Linked DNA regions of Homo sapiens: region 1 is linked to region 2. The links are chromatin loops, found by intact Hi-C in ENCODE. Cell type or tissue: Panc1. All regions are shown on one strand.

What was found. Peaks named below come from ENCODE experiments on the same cell type or tissue, not always from the same donor. Only the 100,000 strongest peaks of a DNase experiment are listed, where the experiment ranks them.
Region 1: it touches region 2 in a loop (7-fold over the local background); 42 of 110 quality-filtered maps call a loop at or near these places.

Annotation. Positions count from the first base shown.
Region 1 is chr1:197,610,561-197,618,560 of GRCh38, reverse strand. It overlaps DENND1B (DENN domain containing 1B), which reads left to right. Exons shown (of 23, transcript NM_001195215.2): 11 at 802-902; 12 at 6,585-6,630. Among named protein-coding and RNA genes, the nearest start is that of DENND1B, 160 kb to the left of the region's middle. In Panc1, CTCF peaks have their summits at 2,959 and 3,213 (motif pointing left); a DNase peak (open chromatin) is centred at 3,213.
Region 2 is chr1:198,461,447-198,469,446 of GRCh38, reverse strand. All of the region lies in intron 1 of LOC105371677 (a long non-coding RNA gene), which reads left to right. Among named protein-coding and RNA genes, the nearest start is that of ATP6V1G3, 75 kb to the left of the region's middle. In Panc1, CTCF peaks have their summits at 3,472 and 3,681 (motif pointing right); a DNase peak (open chromatin) is centred at 3,726; H3K27ac peaks cover 1,602 bases.

The sequences.
Region 1 (8,000 bases), 850 kb after region 2:
TTGTTAAGTACTAAAAAATGTTTAATTAACTGCTTACCAAAACAAAACAATTAAAATGGCAATTACCTTTAAAATAGCAACAGTGTAATTACAGCTGTTGTGATATAAAGCTAGGAAACAAAATGTTAATCTGGAATGAACAGTTTAAATATGAAATTATGATATACTTGGCTTCCTGTAGTACAGCTGTCAAGCTTGGGCAGTTTGCTGGTCAATAGTGACATTCTATGTGTCAGTGAACAGAGTCTCTTGATACCGTAACCCGCAGTTCACACATTACTGAAGCTCCAACTGTCGAACATTCAAGTCCCCTGATATTATTGCAGCTTCCAGACTCTCCTAACTGGCTCATGTTTCATTCTTTGGCAATTTGCCCTAATGATATCCCTCAGGAGCTTTCAGCCTCTCTTCCTTTCCATATTTAATCATCTTATATTAATCTGAGTGATACACAAACTATGCTGTACAAATTGTAATTTCCTACAATTTTTCTAAGATGCACACCTAATTTTTCAGTTTTACTTTTACTTATGTTCTAAGTTTTCAATCCCAAACTCGGTATTTTCAGATGATTATAACTATCTACATGATTCCCAAGAAGCTTCTTTTGCTGTTTATATATGTTTCAGAGGGGCCTCTGAGATGTAAGACTTTTTACATGTAGAAGTGATAAAGACAATGTGATTTATGTAGTTATGTAAATTGTTCTGTGATTACTGTTCATTGTTGATACATTGAACATTGCTTTTTGTTTGGAAGGTCAGCAGCTACTTATTTTTGTTATCCTTTTACAAATTTCAGTTAACTGCCTGTATCCATGGATCAGCTGCTCTTCTATACCCAATGTATTGGCAACACATATACATCCCAGTGCTTCCTCCACACCTGCTGGACTACTGCTGGTAAGCTGGCTTTTGCCAGACTCCTTTAAGTTTAGGTTTCATGATTAGATTATCTGTTTATTTGTGAACTAGGTAAACTTGGGGGCATATTTAAAAGAAATCACAGAAACTTACATTTTAATAAATAGTAAAGATGGCTTTTATGAAGGACAGAATAATTCTGTACAAAGGTAGCGCAAGTTTATACCTAGCAAACATAAAGTTCTTTAGATTTTGTGAATTTCTTCTGCAGTCATTTAGATAACTCAATGCAAAATAGAAAAAAATAACAGTCTTAAGTTGTGTTAGGAAAACTGTATAGAAGTTATGGTGTCAGTTAGAGAACCCAGTATCCCAGGTGTCAGAATTTGTCTGGCAAATCTGCCAGCAACCACATTGTCTCTGTCAGGGCATACTCTTGTTACCTTTACTTCAGAATACACTTCTTTACCCCTCTTTTTTCAATAATAGCACACCAAATACCAAGTACTGATAAAGGGGTTGTCTCTAATACAAGAATTCTTGTTTTTTGTTTAAGTCAAAGTCTCAGCCTTGATCCACCATGAAAAGCAATGTTGAAAAGTATTGGGAGTAGTTCTGAAAAGTTTCCTGGCATTAGACACAATTCCTAAAGGATCCCAATAACCAGGCCTCTAGACCCTCCTTGTTCTCTTCACCTGGAAGAGTCTGCATATTTATCATGAGTCTAAACAAGGATTAGACTTCTAAATAGCAGCTTCTGGGCCTTCTTCAAGACTAGGGGGGGAAATGTTATCTTCATTGCATAATCATCTTCTGCAGGTATAGCCTAATTCTTAAGAAATGTGATGGGATTTTTCCTCTAAATCATTGTGCACACACATAGAAGGAAACAATTTTGACCTTAATGTGTTTGCTTATTTCACAGCTAATGTTACTAAAACACAGCACTTTTAGAATCAATGCACTCATTTAACTTTCTTATTTCATAAAAGGCAGAAAGTATTAAGGATTAAAAATGATTTAAGTTCATACACAGAGGGTTTCTATTAACTTTTTATGACTGAGCCTCTTCAGAACAAGTGATTGTAGTGACAACACATGTACTTGGCCACATATTGATTACGTTAATATATTGGTGTGTTTCCACAGCATGGTAATATTATTAGTATTGATAATGCTGTGAAGTAGGTGCCCAGTGACCTACCATTGCTATTATGCTGTTTGAGAACTAGAAAGGAGAAACTGTTTGGCAGGAAACTATAGGAATGTAGTTTATATTGTTAAGTGTCACACACACAAGTCTAAGAATAAAATAAATAGGCCCTTTGTTATTCATTTTAGAGTTTTCCTTTAACCAACATACCTATAATATTTTAGCATTCCTTAAAGGGAGGGTCTCATTTATTTATGTTGACATATGCAGTAGATCTTTGTATATACTGTTCAGTAATTAAACTTTATTTATTTAAAAATATATTTTACAGCAGTATTTGGAAATATATTGATATATGATTTTACATAATATATCTTTAGAATTACGTTTTATATATGATGTTAGTGCCATCTTAATTTTTCTATTAAAATGTTCTAACCTCTTAAGAGATAACACACCTTTAATTAAGTTCAATTATCTGTAATGAATTACACATTTAAGACTTTCTAAAATGTTATTTAGAAATTATTATATGACACAGGCAGTTCTGTACTAATTTTTTTCCAGATCTTTTCTAATCGTTTCTACCCCTGCCATAAAATTCAATGAAGTAAGCTTGTTTCATATTTCAGTCCCTGGAATTTTCTTTCTAGTGTCTAATGTCTGAAATAGCCTTTGGGTTGAGTTCTAAGAGCTTGCATGCCAAAAACCTCCCTGGTTCAAAGAGTAAGTCAGTGATATTCAAACAAGAAGTTATCTGAAACTTCCTGAACCTTAAGGTCACAATGATAGGCTCAGCTTCTATCATAGGAACGGAGTAATATAATATAATTATTTTTTTAAAGAATAGCCATCAGAAAACTTGGTAAACTAAACTGTTTCCTAGGGTAAACAGTTTTCTTCCATTTCCATCCTTGAGGTTAAAAAATCATACTGATCTACATGTAAAAGGGAAAAAAATTACAGATCATCCCTTCAATCTCATAGTTTTGATTAAATACTTTTTATGAATATTCCAGTTCAAAAATAGTGTCATGAAGATTTGATAGGAAAAGATATATCTTTGCTAACTCTTTGGCACGATTGGAACTTTCTGAATCCTGAGGTAATCCTACCTCCATAAAGTATTTCTGTTTTTGCAACTGGTAGCTCTGGTGTGGGTTGGACTGTGGAGAGCCGTAATGCCATCTTGTGACCATGGATGGATATCGCATCTTGGTCCACCAATAAAGCCTTGCTACTTTGTTGATTCATTCATCCATTCACTTGTTCATTAAACACTTAGTGACCATCTATTAATATTTGCCAAGCTGTGAGTGTGTAATGTAATGAATAAGATTTAGTTTATGCCATTGCAAGATTCACAGATAGCAAGAAATACACACATACTTACATGTGCACACATGCACACACACAGCACAGTGTAATACTGCAATACTATAAGTATTACAGAATAGGCATACAAAGGACCATGGATGGCAACACATAAGAAGAAGTGGCCTACAGTCCCTGGTAGCTTAGGGAAGGTGCCTGGGAGGAAATGACACCATCTGCATTTTCCCCTAATCAGCCAATGTAAGAGTACTTTAATGTGGCAAGTCTATGATGTTGCAAGACAGTCTTAACCTATCTAAGTCCATAAACACATGGCAGGTAGTGTGACTGTAGGACTAGTAAAATTGTAATTATCTATCATTTGTTCATGAATGGTTGAGTCACTATTTAGGCTATATGACTCTTCTTTTTATGAAAGGAGCAGATTTAGCTTCTGAGAGAATAGGTATTTTTTTTCTTTAAAAAAATGGAAAATTGTATTCTTTAGACTACCCCAATAGACTGCTGTTATAGTCTGTGTCATGAGTGGTCTCTTTGTATGAAAACCTAAAAAGAAAAAAAAAGCTATTCTTAAGTACAGGTGAATTGCTACCAAAAAGAAGCAGCAATCATATGGAGGCTTCTGTATCCTATCTTTGCAAAATAACTTCATTGAAAGAAAGATTTAGGACAGTTTTTCACATAGAGGACAAAACATCTGTGTTGCCAAGAATCTCTTCTTGGCTTGTTAATGCCCTTATCTAATTAGGAAATTTAAGGCTAGGTTTGCAAAGTTACTTTTCATGAGATTTGGGTGATTTCATATTAGGATTACACAATCCAGTTTTTGTGAGAAAGAAACAACTATTCACTCTATATTCTGCAAAATGTAATTATTTTAGGAAATTAGTCTCTAGGTTAATAATGTTTACAGTTCTAACATCTGTGTTTTAGATTTTGTGAGAAATTGGTGAGAAGAGAACATGTGGAGATAACAAGTGATCCCATTTTAAAAGTTTCAAGTTATTATATGATTAAATTTTGCATACAAGCTTTTTAATGAATATTTTTATGTCAGCTTAACAATTTTTATCAATGTGTTTTTTATACTTCTGAAGATAAGTATATCTTCCATAAAGTTTAAAATGTTTTTGCCTGGGCGAAAGAGCGAGACTCCGTCTCAAAAAAAAAAAAAAAAAGTTTTCCTAGATGTATTCAGTAGGTTATTTAGCAGTCTGTTTCTGATTTTAAGAAAATCTGACCCACCCATTTATCCCACCAACATTTGTAAAATGGACTTAGTAATTATTGTTTTTAGAAGGCTTACCTATTTTAAAACTCTTTCATTAAAATGTACTTTGAAATTTCAGACAGCATGGGCTTTTCTGTATTATAAATCTTGTGAATAGAATAAACTAACCTGAGGTTAATTGGAAGTTTACACAGTGACTTTAATAATTTTATGCTATTTTGAACATAGGCAGGGCTTGAGATATTTAAGATTATGGCCTAACTTCATTTTGTTAAAGGTATCAAAACCTTGTTGTGGAAGCCTAGATTTGTTAGTGATATGCATTTTATGTCTTCTTCTCTGGAGACCTAGAAGGAATACAGGGATGAGAACTTGAATTAGGGAAGTAGTGGAACAGTACACATTTGTTCCTCCTGTTTCCTTTTGAAGGTAGAAAATCTGTTAGGTCTTAAGGATATCAAGGCCTATAAACAGTTTTCAACTTTCAGCCAAGTGAAGTATCCAGAATATCAGATCAATTCCAGATGGTCTCTTGCATTCAAATTAAAAAAAAAATAGGAAGGAACAAAGCTACAAAGGGCAAAGACAACTGGGAATTAGAATCTAGTACAATAAGAAGTAATGAACTAGAATGTACAGGCTAACGAGGAGTAAAATAAGAACTTTAACACTTATTTTGTAAATTCTGGATATATAGATTGGTGGTTAGCCATCTTTAAATAAATTTGGAACTTTTTAAGGTTACTTTGAAATCTCTGGGTCTGTCAGGGTGGCTGTGTAATCTATTGCTGGTTCTCAGTAGCAAAGTGAACACACAGAAATTTGGACAGCTCTGTTCTAATAATGACAATGATGTTTAGAAAATTATGCAAATCTTTTGAGAAAGAGGATTATCTGTTTGCATTAACAGAAAAAGAGTGTCATAATAGAGCACAAAGATGCCTATAAAAGAATTGCCAAAAATGTTTTATTTTAAAATAGCTATTTATTCATATATCTGCTATTGACTTCGTAGATATCTGTCAATTCTCATGTTTTTCTGTTAGATAATATTTTAGGTTTGAAATGTCAAGTTGAATAATTTTCTTCTTGTATTTCGTGAGAAGTATTTCTGAAATAACCAGCAATTCTTATTCTGTGTATTAAAAATTTAACATCTATATTTTTTGCAAGAGTATAAAATCCATAGGGAATATATTCAGTTTATATTGTCTATTATTGTTCCCAAGTTTCTACCCTAAGGCCTGGCACCTGCTATGCTCCAAATATCATGTGTTGAATTAATTAATTCAAGATTATTCTCACACTTGAGTATTTTTAAATTTATTAAAATTATTAATAAAAGTGAAAGTTGGATAAATCTGAATTTATAAAATTAGGTAAATAAAAGACAATGTACATGAGGGGAAAGATAGCACAGTAGGTGAGGAAGTTGTTTCCTTTTGTACATCCAGTTCCAGAACAGTGTCTGACAAACAATAAGTCTTGATAGATATTTGCAGACTGACCCTCTGATCCAAATATTTGGTGACATAGGAGGTATGTATCAATGAATATATATATTAAGAATATCATAGAAATAAGAATTTAATTGAATAGGAAAAGATGTGCAAAACGGATGTTAATAAATTTGATGATTATTTAAGATATATTTGCTATGAGGTATACGGAAAAGATTCAATTCAGACTATGGCCTAGACCTGGATATTCTTCTTAAGGTAAAAACAAACCAACAAACAAACTTTTTAGGCATTATAACTCTTGATTAAATTATAAATGATTTTATGATGTTTATAAAAAGCAATCTTAATTTTAAATATATTAATGGCCTCTAAGATTAAATTTGAGCTTTATATATTGAATAATTTTGAATATCTATAATGTGTTATGCTGGAACTGAGCATTTAATACATTTAATTTTTAATCATTTTGAATTACTTATACTGTTGTTTCAGTTTTAATGAACTATATGAATCTATGCATATATATATTTTTAATTTAGTGCCCCAATGCCATACCTGATTGGAATACACTCCAGCCTCATAGAGGTGAGTATCTTTCAGACATGAGACAGTGATAAAATTAACTCATAAAATAATAGTTAAAACAGTTTTGTTTTGAAGAAATATCAGTGGTATAGGACAAAGAAGTGACTAGTTTCATATTTAGAGTATGCTTATCATTTTTAAAAAGACAACATTGAAATAATTACATTTAAATTAACATACTAAATGACCATTTTTTATGGCATGAAATCCATAAAAATAGGTTATGTTTGGTAGAAATCATATGGTAAGTTTTAAATACTAAAACTTCAGTCCTTGATCAGTTGCCTTTTTTTATGGCAACTTGAGATCATTTATATCTCTTTTTCAGACCTATATTTTGAAAGTCACAATTTATGTACTTATGAGTCATGAAGTAAAATTTTTTATTTTGCAGACTTCATTATGTTCCCATTTATCAGTGTGTACATTTTAAATGTGGTTTTAATATACTAATCATGAACTTTAGAATATAGCCTTAAGTTTTAATTTTCAGTTCTGTTGGGGAATATAAAATTTAGTAATTTTTTTCCACAATTACCACATCATTTTAAAATTATTTTTGTCACTTAAGTTATTCCTATAGTGAAAGATCTTGAACTATTAACACCATGAACTTGAAATTAGTGAGATTTCCAGGAAGGTCTTGGTATAGGATCAGCATCTAATAAAATAAGCAAAAGGCTTTAATTAAAACAAAGTCTTGGGTCAATTGAGTGGTGTCATTATGCTAGATGCTATCAGTTTTATTCAGATAAATTTGTCTTTTTTTGCTGGTTGTACAGATTGTACTTTAACCCAGTTTCTAATAAGCAACCTAAATGAGTTAGCTTTGGTTTTCCTCTTGCCATCACTGTATACCCTCCATCAGTCCTTACTTTGATCAAAGATGAGTCTGTTGATATATTTTAAAACTCCTGAGGATCATATTGGGAAAGAGTCACGCCCCTTTAGGAGGTCCAGGTTGTGGATTCCGACCGGTACTCTAGGTTCCGGCATTTTTTCTTATCACAAAATGCTAGGGCAACATTTTTTATTTGTTTCAACAATAACAAAAAAAACATATTTAAATAAATATCTTTAGTAGGTTTGTTTGTAATATTGAAGTCTGAGTTGGATACCTTTATGACTCCTTATTTTTTATTCATTTCTAGAAAACTTATTCTTACATGCCAAGGTACTTTCAGTGAAAGGATAAATTACATAAAATAAAATATGAATGAGTAGGTACTTAATTTGTTATTAGATTGTGGAATATATGACTAGCATTTAATGTATCAGTAATTTGACTTCATTTAAAATCTAACCTTGGTTGGATTCTCTTCTAAAAAGTCATCAAATTTGATTTTTATATTAGTGTACTTGTCGCTTCT
Region 2 (8,000 bases):
GCTTATTTGTTTGTGTGTGTGCACATGTGCGTGTATCCATACATGAGTTCTGCTATGTATTTTATGCTAGACAACGTCCTGTGGTGGTTGTTCTCAACTGGGTATCTATGCCTACCTGAACTGAATGTGTTAATTACAGAGTGCTGTCAATTCTTCAGTCTGCAATTATCAACGTTCTTCAACTATGATATTTCCATAGCTTTAGCAACATAGATCTGTGCAAATATGGTACCTGAGAAGATGGAACATCCTTCCAAACATGCACTGGGAATCACCTCATCACACATGACTATTTTGAGCAGGATTTTATATGCTGCCATGAATTTTGATAGGAGAAAAACTTCTGTTCTCTTAAATCTCTATTTAAAAAAGAGAGAGGGAGGCAAGAAGAAAAAAAAGCAAGCCTGCAATTATCTACTTTTTTATACAATCAAATGTTTCCTACACTTACAGCAGCTATAGTTAAAGAAGTCCATGTACTAATTAATTTGAATTTGCTGTTTCATCATTGCATGCCAATTTATAGACAATACAAGCACACACAAAATTAAGTTCCTTGAACATAGTTAGACTTAAACCAATGTTAATTTTTATTTCCTTTCAAAGTCATTATCTGCTTTTAGATTGGACTTTCATTTTGTAACAAAGAGAATAATTTTTTAAAATTATATTTTTTAAAAATAGAGAAAGTTGGCTGTTTTTGATGGCCCACAGAAAAACTAAAATATAATTAAGGGAGAACAGATACATAGGTATGAAACTTGGTTGGGTACTTTCACTGATACTTGCACAAATTACATATTTACCTATGTTATGCCACTTCTAGAAGATGCTTGTTTAATATATAACATTATCTTTTACTGTTTTCACCTTAATTTAATTTCAAAAAATCTTTTTATAAATGGCTAGTATGTTTTGTAAATTCATGCATTCAACAAATGACCATCCACAGATACTGCATGCAAGGCTCTGTGCTGTCCTCTAGATGATGCAGAGATGGTTGATTTCTGGAATCTACCCACAGATGCCAGATTTACAAGAGGATAATAAAGTTTAAACATGTTCAATACCAAAGATGGTTTTTGGTAATACCCTGCAAAAGTTTAGACAAGACAGAAGGCTGATATTTTCAGGAAAGCAAAAAATAAATAAATAAATAAAATAAAATAAAATTTAAAATAATTCATGCTTTTGTTCCAGAAACATCAAAAAACAGATTTCTTTATTAGCTCATTCTGAGTTGCAAATTTTTTCTGGATGATTTTTTTGTGGTTGCAGCTCACTTGGCATCAGCTCCCTTTTTCTGCCAGCACAGCCAAGGTATTCCACGCGTTCACTGTAAATGGAAGTTTATACTGTGCTGGTGGACTGAGATTCCAGGAAGGAGGGCCTCCATGACATGGACAGACCTAGCTTTGTGGCACAAAGCACAACAGCTAAGTCAAATGAAAGCTTACAGTGGATGATAAAAAATAAATTCAGTCAAACAAATATGTTCTCCTAACTGCTGTAGCAAACTTCTTTCTTTCTCCTGGCTGCCAGCTCTTTTCAAAGATGATTCCCAAAGGCTTTTTTCCTTTGTTTAGGTTTCGTATGGGGTAAATTAATTCATGATTTGTTGTTAAAAAACAGTAAAAACAAAGTAAAACACACACACACACACACAAACACACAAACACCTCTTTCCCTAGTCTTCCTCAAAATACCCACAGGAACCCACCCAATAGAATGGCCTGAAACAAAATACTTTTGTTCAAAGCCAGCAAGTCTGGCAAAGCTGCAAGCTCTGCCCATAGCTACCTGTATCATGGGTAGCTGCAGAGAAATATGCAAACTGGCAAACTGGGTACCTTTTACTGTTTTACAACAATATGTTTTATTGTTCTCTCGCTAAGTTCTTTGCCAAGGGCAAAGAGTACTGAAGTAGCTAGCAACAGCCCAGACACAGCTGTCAGCATGAGCCTTACCACTTCTGGCATTGCTTTTTTAGCCAAGAGGCACTGCAATTGCTTACCAATAAGTTGTGATGAGTTGATAATGCAAGTAGACTAGATCATAAATATTTTAGTATTTAAGCATGCTTTTTCATTTACGGTGACTTAGTGCTGCAATGGCAAAGGACTTTCCCCTAGGATAGGCAATTAGGGATAGGTGGAAATGCATATTAGAACATTTATGATAATGAGAAAACTACTTTTAATTGAGTACATTAAGGCTGATCTACAATGATTAAAGCAAAACTCTATTCAAAATGAAGCTTTATTATCACATTTTAAAACCTATACTATGAAACAATTTTTAACTGAAAAATATTTATAAAATACAACTTTGCATCTCTAGTAACATCAAAACCAAAGTGAATTATCTGAAATGAACAAGAATGGGTAGGAAAAAGAAATTGATTACATATGACTAGCAGCAATTGATATAAAGCTACTCAATACGTTAATGGATCTCTGTACTGAATTTTCATCCACTCTTTAGGAATTCTCATTTAGTGTTTGATACTTCTGAATATTGTATTTAAGGATATTTCATTAAGGCTGGATTGTTTACAACAGTCGTAATTATTGTCCCATTCTCTAGATAACTCTGACACCATGGGTGATGACGCTCTGTATGAAACTTTGCATAAGGCTTTCCCTGCTTGCCTCTCTTGCAGGCAGTGTGAGTGACCCTCTCTCCCTATGTATGCATTTAATTCTTCCTCCCCTTACACTCACTTCCTAACCCTACTCCTCTTCTTACTGTTTCAGATCTAAGCTCTCAAAAACCCCTAAGGAAAAAAAAAGGCAAAGGCACATGTAGCTTTGTCAGTGCATTGGAGGGTATGAGACAGGGTTTGAATGCTAATTCGGCTACCCACTCTAAAATGAGGCTAATGATACTGCACAGTGTGGTTGGGAGATGAAATAACACATGCAAGGGCTTTTAAAATTTTAATGTGCAGAGAAATAGAAAACATTATTCTATTTCAATTCTGAAGAAAAATATGTAAATATGTCACATTTTGTCCCTTGATCAGCAATGGTTCCAAATCAAGAGTGTCTTAACTATGCCTGTTTCCCTCATAAATTTTACATAAAGTTCTGAAAATATTGCCACCATTTTATAAAGGAATGGACGGCAATCAAGGCAGAAACTGTTTGGAAAATAGAGGTTTGTTTGTTTACTTGAGGTGGAAACAATTCTCTCATCTATGTGTTGTTTATTCTCTTCAGTGAACATTTTCCTCTTTGTATCTCGGTTCTAAAGCCTCTCTGAGAACGTATATTTCAAAAGCACATGAAATAAAATCACATCGATCCTCTGTTTTACTTCATCTTGTTTGGGTGGGAGGAGATTTAATTTATATATGGTTGTGATTTTCATCATCTATCTTATGAAGCACCGTTTGGTTTTATTTGTGGGTTAGTTTCATCCTTAATACTCTTAAAAATAAAAGGGATATATGTTTTTGGTTATGTTTTGGGGGTTCTTTTCAAGCTATACTTTAATCAATGACTTCTCACATCAGTAAATGTGATAAAACTTCAATACCCAATCAACTTGTAATAATCCAAAAAAGAAAATGCTAGCCTGGATCAGCTAGGTGACTCTTTTAAACATAGAATTGAAGATAATGTGTTAAAGCCAATGCCTGATTTAAGGTATCTCCACAGTTGCTCCGATAATTCTGTTTTGAAGCACTAGATGGCACTATGAATTCACTTAATTTGGAACCAAACTAGCCCATCCATAATTTCAAAGAGAAAAAAAGATGAGACTTTTCCTTAACTGATTTGATAGTCTGACACATATGCTTAAGGAAATGAATTTATATGATGTAACAGTTATTTCATTAAGTCTCAGTGAAAAAAAGCATTCTCTTTTGGCAAGGAAAATGTGACTGTTTCTACAAACACAAACCAGTCAAATCAGCACTCAAAATCTAGTCAGAGAAAAAAAGAAAGTCAGACATGCTTGTTGGGCAACTTGACTGCTTTTTGACTGACTTAAATATTTTCTTGACTACTTGACAGTCAAAACAGTCAAGCCAGTTTGTGTGTGTCAATACAGACTGTACTTTATATGTTACAAAGTGAATGTCTATGTTTGTTAGATTTCTTTCCTGCCATCTTTGTAGTCTGGCTGGTTAGCTCAGCTGGTTAAGGCAGTCTACTAATGAGGCCAAGGTCACTCTGGTTTCCATTCCTGCCTTGGGGGATATGTTCTCCTCACAGAGGGAAAGGCTGCTCTTTGGCTAGGAACTGCATTCTTCACTCTGGACAGCCATCTCACAAATGCCTGATCTTAAAAGATTACTGCATATGGAAGTCTACATGATCAGAATAAACACATCATTATAAGAAGATAAAAACAACTCAAATTGTATATTGTATTAACAGCAGAACCACGATGTCATTTTTCTAAAGAAAGGACTCAAGAGAGTCCTTCTAAAATCAGCTTCATTAACTAGCGAAATTCTATTTCTTGTCCATCCATTCAAATATTGTATATTGTCAAGAACTTGCTTAGGCAGAGAGCTAGCTACTGGAGAATAGAGTAAGGAATAGCCTGTATCACAATGACTTCACAATATAGTGAGGAAGATAAACAAGCAAACAAATATTAGATAATGTGATAAATACTACTATAAAGGTATATACATAAACTTCCAAGGAAGGGAAAATAAAGTCTAATTTCCAGGCAGTTATATGAGCTAGATCTCAAAGAACTGACATGAATTCAACTACAGTATATGGAAAAGGGAATTCCAGGTGAAGAAATAGTGTGTGAAGACAGAGAGATGTCTGAGTGGCATGTCTGCAAACAGAGAAGTGTTTCCTGTGCCTAGAATTTTGAGTATGTGGTAAGAAGTGGCAAGAGCTGAGCTGGTAAGATAAGAGATCTAAATAAAATCAAGGGAGTTTTCCATAACCTAAAAACTTTATGAAATCCAAAGTCTAAAATAAATATTCAGGAGTTCCTGCTAATAAAAACAATTGATTAAATAAGAAAATGGGGGGAGATTAGACACATCTTTTGTCCAAAGAATCCCAAATTATGCAGAAAAGTCACCCCACCCAAGAAGGTGGAGCATAACTCCTCACTCCATGTAAGTCATACGGTGACTTCCTTCTAAACGGCACAATTCAGAAAAAGTGGGGAGGAATAACTTTACCATAGACAAACTTGACAAACACACCTCAGCCAGGTGATCAAGGTTAACATTAATAGTGATAAGTCATTTTGATTGTACTTTATGGCTATGGTCTTCCTCCCCAAAACTCATAAACCCAACCTAACCATGATATCAGGCAAATCCCAACTGAGGTACATTGGACAAGATACCAGTACTCCTTAGCTAGGCATGATGGCACATGCCTTTGGTCCTAGCTACTCAGAAGGGTGAGGCAGGAGGATTGCTTAAGCTCAGGAGTTTGAGGCCAGTCTAAGGCAGTACATCAAGACCCCATTACTATGTAAAAAAAAAAAACAGATTTAAATATACTTATTTTTTTAAATGCAACTACATCTCAAAATTTTCATAGTCATCAAAAATTGTCACAGTCAAGTGGAACCTAAGAAAACATGACAGTTAACCTATATATGACAATCTGGATAGGATCCCAGAAAAGAAAAAAAGCAGTAAGTTAAAAACCAAGGAAATCTGAATAAAACAAGGACTTTACTTAATAATGTAGCAATATTCATTCATTAATTGTGACAAATGTACCATACCAATATATGATGTTGATAATAGGAGACACAGAGTATGAGATATATGAGACCTTCCTGTACTATCTTTACATTTTTTCTGCAAATATAAAGCTGTTCTAAAAAAATCTGAGTCAAAAATTGTCATTTTGAATAAAATTAACATACTATTTTTCAAAAAATACATCCAGACAATGGAATATTACTCTGCACTAAAAAGAAGTGAGCTATCAAGCCATAAAAAGACATAGAAGAAACTGAAATACATTACTAAGTGATAGGAGCCTATCTGAAAAGGCTATGTATGATTCCTACTATATGACATTCTGTAGAAAAAGCAAACTATGGACGACAAAAAGATCAGTAGTTGTCAGGGATTGGGGCAGGGAGGGAATGAATAGGCAGAGCACAGAGGATTTTAGGGCAGTGAAACTATTGTGTATGATACTACAACGGTGGATACCTGTCATTATGTATTTGTCCAAACTCATAGAATAGTCAACACCAAGATAAACTCTTACACATATTATGGACTTTTCGTGATAAAGGTGTGTCAATGTAGTTCATAAATTATAACAAATGTGTCACTCTGATGGGAGATAATGCTGAAGGCTATGCTTGTGTGTGGGTAACAGGCACATGGGAAATCTCTGCACATTTCTCTCAATTTTGCTATGAACCTAAAACTGCACCAGAGACAGGGAAGAAACATAATGAAAAGGAGAATTGTAAAGCTTCCAAGAGTGATTACTCTTTCTTCATGAGCCAACATGGCCCATTATACTTAATGAATATGAACAAGACAAACTCAGTTCACATATTTCCAGATGATGAAATGAAGGTTCAGAACCATTGCTTCCACAGTTGTGGCAGTGGCAGAGGAACAGTGGCCTCAGGGCCTGTACTGCAAAATGTATTCCCTGTACATTGTGTTCTATGCGAATGGTGTCCCTTGGAGTTGTACCATCTGGTAGAATTGCAGAGGTCATACCAAATCCAGATCTTTTGAATTCTAATTCTGTTTACTTGTTCCTCATTAGGGACAACTGGATAAGAACTAAAAATATGTGGGAGTGTTCTGACACCCATGCATTCAGTGACATATTTTATTATTGCAAAAAAGCATTTTTTTTCTAGATTCTTTTTTGCTCACTCTGCAACTTACACTGGAAGTAAGAATACCATCAGTGCACCACCCAAGGGCAAAATCATGATGCATTTCTGAGTCAGCAATTGGGGGGAAATGCATTCATTTCTAGCAATACCTACTGAGCAATGCTCAGTGACAGTTCCTTAATACTGAGAAAAATGTTGAACTACTATTTATTATTGCTTTCAGTACATTTATGTTATTCAATTTGTCTACCTACTTGGTATTTATTTCTTTATCTGTTGGAAAGTTTCTTTCATCTTAGATATCATATTGAAAATTTTGATTAGCCTTTGAGTCAGTAGTTTTCAATTATTTTGGCAGTGAGCACTAAGAAATATTTTACATAGTGATCCAGTAGATAGATTCAAAGAAGCATAGCACACATTTAACTAAAATAAATATTTCACAGAACATGTAAATACAAATGATTCCTTTGTGCAATTACTCATATTCTCTTTGATTCTATTGTCATTCATTATTAAGTGCTGACTTAGACTCACAATGATCATGTCGTGACTTAGTTTAAAGAATATCTCCTTGAATATTAATTCACAAAATATACCCCCCATGCCACTACCAGGCTAAAATGCTATATTTTTAAAAAAATATTTTATATATTAGGTTTTATACTAACAATACTAAATAATGCTAGGTATATATTTAAGTTTGTAAAGCATTTTATTGAATAAAATAAATGAATGAACTTTCTAAGTTAAATGATTGAACACTTTGATAGCCAACTAAATAATTTTAACATGCCTTAGATACAGAGTTTGTATTATCTAAAAATGATGCTAAATATGTCATTAGCAAAATTTTATAAATCTAAACAGGTTTTTTTTTGTTTGTTTTTTGTGTTTGTGTGTTTGTTTTTTGAGATGGAGTCTTGCTCTGTCACTCAGACTGGAGTACAGTGGTACAATCTCTGCTCACTATAACCTAGGCCTCCCAGGTTCAAGCAACTGTCCTGCCTCAGCCTCCCAAGTAGCTGGGATTACAGGTGCCCACCACCACGCCTGGCTAATTTTTGTATTTTTAGTAGACACGGGGTTTCACCATGTTGGCTAGGCTGGTCTCAAACTCCTGACCTTAGGCAATCCACCCGCCACAGCCTCCCAAAGTGCTGGGATTACAGGTGTGAGCCACC